Regions from separate parts of the Mus musculus genome. Here region 2 is linked to region 1. A link is a loop called in an ENCODE intact Hi-C map of the cell type or tissue named here. Cell type or tissue: left cerebral cortex. All regions are shown on one strand. Each heading gives the region's core, and the rest is flanking DNA. Links, peaks and the distances in the headings are about the cores only.

Region 1 (2,922 bases), core at 184-2,683:
GTGGAACTTGTGGCTCTAGCTATAAATGTAGCAGAGGATGGCCTAGTTGGTCATCAATGGGAGGAGAGGCCCTTGGTCCTGTGACGGTTCTATGCCCCAGTATAGGGGAATATCAGGACCAAGAATGGGAGTGGGTGTGTTGGGGAGCAGGGCAGGGGGGAGGGGATAGGGGATTTTCAGAGGGGAAACTAGGCAAGGAGATAACATTTGAAATGTAAGTAAAGAAAATATCTAACAAAAAACAAACAAACAAAAAAACACATTTATGTGTGGACCGGGCTGGTCAGAAATCCGACTGCCTCTGCCTCCCGAGTGCTGGGATTAAAGGCGTGTGCCACCACACCCGACTACACAAATACTTTTTATGTGTTATGTGTACAGACACCACAATCATAGCAACTCTAATAAAGAACTACATTTAATTAGGAAAAAAAAAGTGAAAAGGGAGCCAATTTCAGAATCTTCCCCAGAATATCACGTAAAAAATCAAAGCATCAGTTGGGCATTGTGGTGCACATCTTTAGTTCTAGCACTTGGTGGGTAGAGGCAAGTGGATTCTCTTTGAAATCTAGTACAGCCTAGTCTACATAGGGAATTGCTAGCCACGCAGGACTACATAGTAAGTCTCTCTCTCTCTCTCCCCGTCTCTCTCTCTTTCTCTGTCTCTCTCCTTTCTCTCTGTCTGTCTCCTTTCTGTCTCTCACACACACATATGCACACACAAAAACAGATCAGATATTTCAAGAGGAAAGCAATTGGAAAGCAGTGTGCTGTGGTAGCTGATCATGGCAGAGGGAGGAAAAGGGAGGCAGAGAGAGGCAGAAGAATGTTTCCAAGAGATTGAGGAAGCCCCTCAGAGAGTCTCCTGAGACTCCACAGTCTTCCTAGAGCACATAATCCTACATGCTCCTAAGAATCTCTTGCTATCACATACCATGAAATAATTCATATCAACTCATGTGACAGTAGATAGGTCAAATGGTATGCTGTAGGTCAAAAACTTACAGAGGATACTAACACTGGTAACATTTCAATTAAAACTAAATGTTTCTAAACTTAAAAGATAAACAATAGTTATCTGAAAAATTTGACCTGTGTCACCTCACTTTCCAGACATACTTAAACAATGACTTGCTGTTCTATGTATTACACAAATACTTCCCCCCCCCCCCCCCCCGAGACAGGGTTTCTCTGTATAGCACTGGTTGTCCTGGAACTCACTTTGTAGACCAGGCTGGCCTCGAACTCAGAAATCCGATGCCTCTGCCTCCTGAGTGCTGGGATTAAAGGACTGTGCTACCACACCCGGCTACACAAATACTTTTTAACATAGGCAGCCATAACACTTCATTTATATAAAGGAAATGTGTTAGCTACTATGAATCTGTTCAGTGACTGGCTTGAAGTATGCATAATACAAGTGTATCAAATATAGTTTTCTATTGCCAGGACAACTTAAGATGTTATTATTGCTCTGCTTGAAGTAGTAACTTTAGAGTGGTTTTTTTTTTTTTTTCTTATGTACTCATTGTAATTCCACCTGAAAATTCCTCACCAGCTACACAGAGGGAAGGATGTTTAAATTCACAGGACAACAAAGCAGACAGGTACCCTACCAAGGGTGTGCTTGATATTGTGGTCTGTGTTGTGATCTATGAGCAGCAGCATCCATACTGTATACATCTCCCCCTCAGAGACATATGTAAAGTTATACAAGGCACAGGAATTACCACAATGATTGACAGGATCTACTTTAAGCTGTAGAACATATAGAAGGATATAAATATCATAAACAGTGAGAGAGAAGCCAAGCATTTGCTCCTTGGTTTTCAAGTGCTTTCATTGTACAGACTGGAAACAGTGAGCATTACAGAGAGGATGTGACGAGAACAAACACCTCATGTGCAGACCTTAACCTCCCGGCCTTGTAGTAAGGAATGAAGTCCCCAGAAAGAGGTATAATACTTAGGGTATTCTAGTGTGTGTGTGTGTGTGTGTGTGTGTGTGTGTGTGTAGTTTACTCAACCCCTTTTCCTGGTGTGTGGGTACCATTTCTTCTAGTCAGATGTTACTTAGCATGTCTATGTCAATTCTATTATTTACTGTCCCTATTCTATCTGTACCACATGCCCCACTTTCCTTCAAAATCCTCTCAAGTGATATAATATGGCTCAAAATAAATACTTTATCTGTTTCTATTAATATTACTAACATTGTGTTTTAAATCTTATAACTCTCTATGGATTAATTTTGGGATGAAGAATGCTTTTTAACAACATTCCTTCCTGGAAGGAAGACAATGGGAGTAGGTAGCAAACATGGACCATGGTCCATTCACTATAAATTAGAATTCAGTCATTAAGAGGAACCAAGGAGCAGCCTGGGACAGGATCCTTCTGGTTTCCCTAGTGCCCAGAGCTGTTCCTTTGCTGCAGCTCTCCATACCCAAATACCACTGAGAGAGAGCAGGTCTCCCAGGACCTGTGGCCAAGAGGGACCGACCCAGATCCACCAGGACACAAGAACCAAGGAACAGCCAGGGACAGGATCCTTCCGGTTTCTGTCTGCACCCCCTGAGCTGACCCTGTGCCACATCTCTTCATACTTAAATTCCTCCCAGAGAGAACTGTTCTCCAAGAACTATTGACACATAGGCTTGCAGGAGGGACAAGCCACTGTCAGAGACAGCAAGGTCAGCTAACACCAGAGATAACCAGATGTTGAGAGGCAAGGGCAAGAGCATAAGCAACAGAAACCAAGGCTACTTGGCATCATCAGAACCCAGTTCTTCCACCCTGTGAGCCCTGGATACCCCAACACACCAGAAAAGCAAAACTCTGATTTAAAATCAGATCTCATGATGGTGATAGAGGACTTTAAGAAGGACATAAATAAATCCCTTAAAGAAATACAGGAGAATTC
Region 2 (2,922 bases), core at 235-2,734, 78 kb after region 1:
AGGTTGGGAGCTATTCTAACATATTCTTCAGCTATAAAGTCTCTTGTTACTTACTGTTTCTTCTGGCCATGTGCTCACGGTCCATCGCCTTTCATGGCAATCTCCTCCACCTTCGTCTTCCTTCTTTTCTTCCCTTCCTGCCTTTGCAAACCCCTCACTTGATCCTCAAGTCCCATCTTTCTCCCTCCACTGCCCAATCACAGGCTCTAGCTTTTAATTGACCAGTTGAATTGGGAAGCAAGGTTCACATAGCATCACCTGGTGTACATGAGGATCTCCCCATGGGGGCAACCATATCTTGAGAACGCATATTTAGCATTAGAATACAAGCAGCATTAGAACCACCCACTACAGGACTATAAAGAAGTTTTATTTAGAGAATTTAAATATGGAAAATTTCAAACAGAGCACCATCAAGTCCCATGTGCTCATTTCCCACCCCTTAGCTAGGACTTTGTGGCTAATTTGCTCCCTTCTACATTTGAGTCCAGTCTTGCTACTTCCAGACATCACACGAAGCCATTGCTAGCATTTTAAGAAGCCATCAGAAGAGAAAGAGAGAGAGAGAAAGAGAGAGAGAAAGAAAGAGAAGAAAGAGAAGAAAGGAAGGAAGGAAGGAAGGAAGGAAGGAAGGAAGGAAGGAAGGAAGCAAGGAAGCAAGGAAGAAAGGAAGGGAGGGAAATGAGAAAGAAAGTTGAAAAGGAATAATTTATGTATGGGAGCAGAAAAATAAAAACCTTAATATCAATGATAAGGAACCAAAATCTAGCAAGTAAACATGAAAGCATCTTCAAAGTTAGAAAAGAGGTCAGAATGTAACCAGAAGCTGAGAAGGAAGGGAGAGCCGCTGCAGCGTTTTAACCACAAGACCTCTGTGATGTACAGTTTGACACAGCTGCACCTGAGACTGTTAGCGCTGCCACTTATTTTGCAGATGCATCAGCTTCTTCATGGGCTTCTCATGAAGCTGTTACATCGTCATCTTTTCTAAACCATGCACAAGATTTTAGTAAGTGCTTATTTGGAAACTACCTATGTGCCTTTGTATGGTGTATTTCGTAAGTTCTGATGAATTTTTGTGGGTGTGGTGGGTGATTTCTTTGTGACTCTGTGATCTTATCAGGGTATTCATTTTCAAATTCATAGAACAAATTAATTTGCATAAGTGCACATTACTGAGATGCATATTAATTTCTGTTTGGCTGAAGTTGGAATAATTCAACTAGGACATAATTACTTGTGAACGCTTATCTGTATTTTCTTTTTAAAAAAAAAAAATTGAAGCTTCTTAAGCCCCATGATCCTTCGTTCCCAGTTATCTTTTAATTACTGTGTGCATGCCTCTGACTGTGTGTGTGTGTGTGTGTGTGTGTGTGTGTGTGTGTGTGTGTGCGTGCGTGCATGTGGTGCAGTGGATGGGTGTGTTTGTGCACTCACATGTGCACACGTGTGTTTATGTGTGTTTCATTTGGATGCTCTGCTTGTTGAATAGGAGGGAGGACAGCAGTCAGTGTTAACAGTGGAACAAGAGGCTGTTACTTAAGGAAGAAAAATAAACACAACACAAAACACTCTCCCTTCACTTACCATGCTACTGTTTATTATGTTAGTGTGCTTAATTGATTGTAGAGCCTGGAGCCTTATTCCCAAGTATAAGAGACTGAGATGTATGGTGTGTGCAGCCCACCATAGAAAGCCCTTACCTCATGCCTGGCTGTGCTCTACTGTACTGGTTTCATGTTGTCTAGGGAACAATTTCATTCTGATTAGCATATTTTTCCCCGACTGTGTTAATAATGTCTACCCACTTGCCTTTAGACAAGATTCATTTTCACAGTAGGGCATTTAATTTTCCTCCCTTCTGACTTTGGGTACCTCACTGGCTCTTGAATTGACAGTTTCTCTAGCTCAAATGAAATGATGATAGCACCAATTGCCCTGTACATTGTAATTCAACCTCACCATTTCTTAGGGTTCAGTCACGTGATCATCTGTCCTCCCAGGTGACCTCACTGTTAGGGCTCAGTGTTCTAACAGTTTCCTCTCTTACCCTAACATCTTCCATTTTCTCTCCTTGAAGTCTGTTTCTTTTTTTTTTTTAATTGAAAATATCTTTTCTTACACTCTACATTCTGATTATAGTTTTCCCTTTCCCATCTCCTCTCAGTTTCTTCCTACCTCCCCTTTCATCTAGAGCCACACCCTTTCTGTCTCTAGTTAGAAAAAAAGGGCAACTAAGAATAAAAATAAAATAAAAATATGATAAAATCAAATTGGAATAAGACTAAACAAACTAAGAGAGGAAATAGCTGGGGGGGGGGGCTGGAGGGGGGAACATGAGAACACATACAGAGCAGAGACACACACATTTGTATGCTCAGGAATTCCTTAAAAACACAAAAAGCCATGATATGTACACAAAGAATCTGTAGGATTAAAAACCAAACAACCAAACAAAAAACAGGCAGGTGGTGGTGGCGCACGCCTTTGATACCAGCACTTGGGAGGCAGAGGCAGGTGGATTTCTGAGTTCGAGGCCAGCCTGGTCTACAAAGTGAGTTCCAGGACAGCCAGGGCTACACAGAGAAACCCTGTCTCAAAAAACCAAAAAACCAAAAAGCAAAAACAAAAACACAAACACAAAAAGTATAGACACAACATCACAACATTATGAGACAAGGAAATCCCAGAGGTGCTGTTGAATTTCTTTATATTGTCCATCTGCTCTTGGGCATGGGCCCTGCCCTGTCCAGTATTTTTAATGTCCTCCTTTCCCGTGCGCTGTGTCACTGGTAACACTCCCCTGCTTTACTCCCCAGGTCTTGGGCTCATCTGCTTCGCCTGCAGTTGCTTCAGGCTGTGTAGACTGTTGTCACTGCCACAGCATTTTAAATTTATGCTTGGCCTTTCAGCCAGTGTAGG

The links. Hi-C counts contacts between places; a loop is a spot of excess contacts. Peaks named below come from ENCODE experiments on the same cell type or tissue, not always from the same donor. Only the 100,000 strongest peaks of a DNase experiment are listed, where the experiment ranks them.
Region 2: it touches region 1 in a loop (10-fold over the local background); 1 of 42 quality-filtered maps calls a loop at or near these places.

Annotation. Positions count from the first base shown.
Region 1 is chr16:48,515,576-48,518,497 of GRCm38, forward strand. The region is part of intron 14 of Morc1 (microrchidia 1); the gene reads left to right. Among named protein-coding and RNA genes, the nearest start is that of Morc1, 86 kb to the left of the region's middle. In left cerebral cortex, for the core only: no CTCF peak of the experiment used is centred there; a DNase peak (open chromatin) is centred at 1,745.
Region 2 is chr16:48,593,726-48,596,647 of GRCm38, forward strand. The region is part of intron 20 of Morc1 (microrchidia 1); the gene reads left to right. Among named protein-coding and RNA genes, the nearest start is that of Gm41458, 19 kb to the right of the region's middle. In left cerebral cortex, for the core only: no CTCF peak of the experiment used is centred there; no DNase peak of the experiment used is centred there.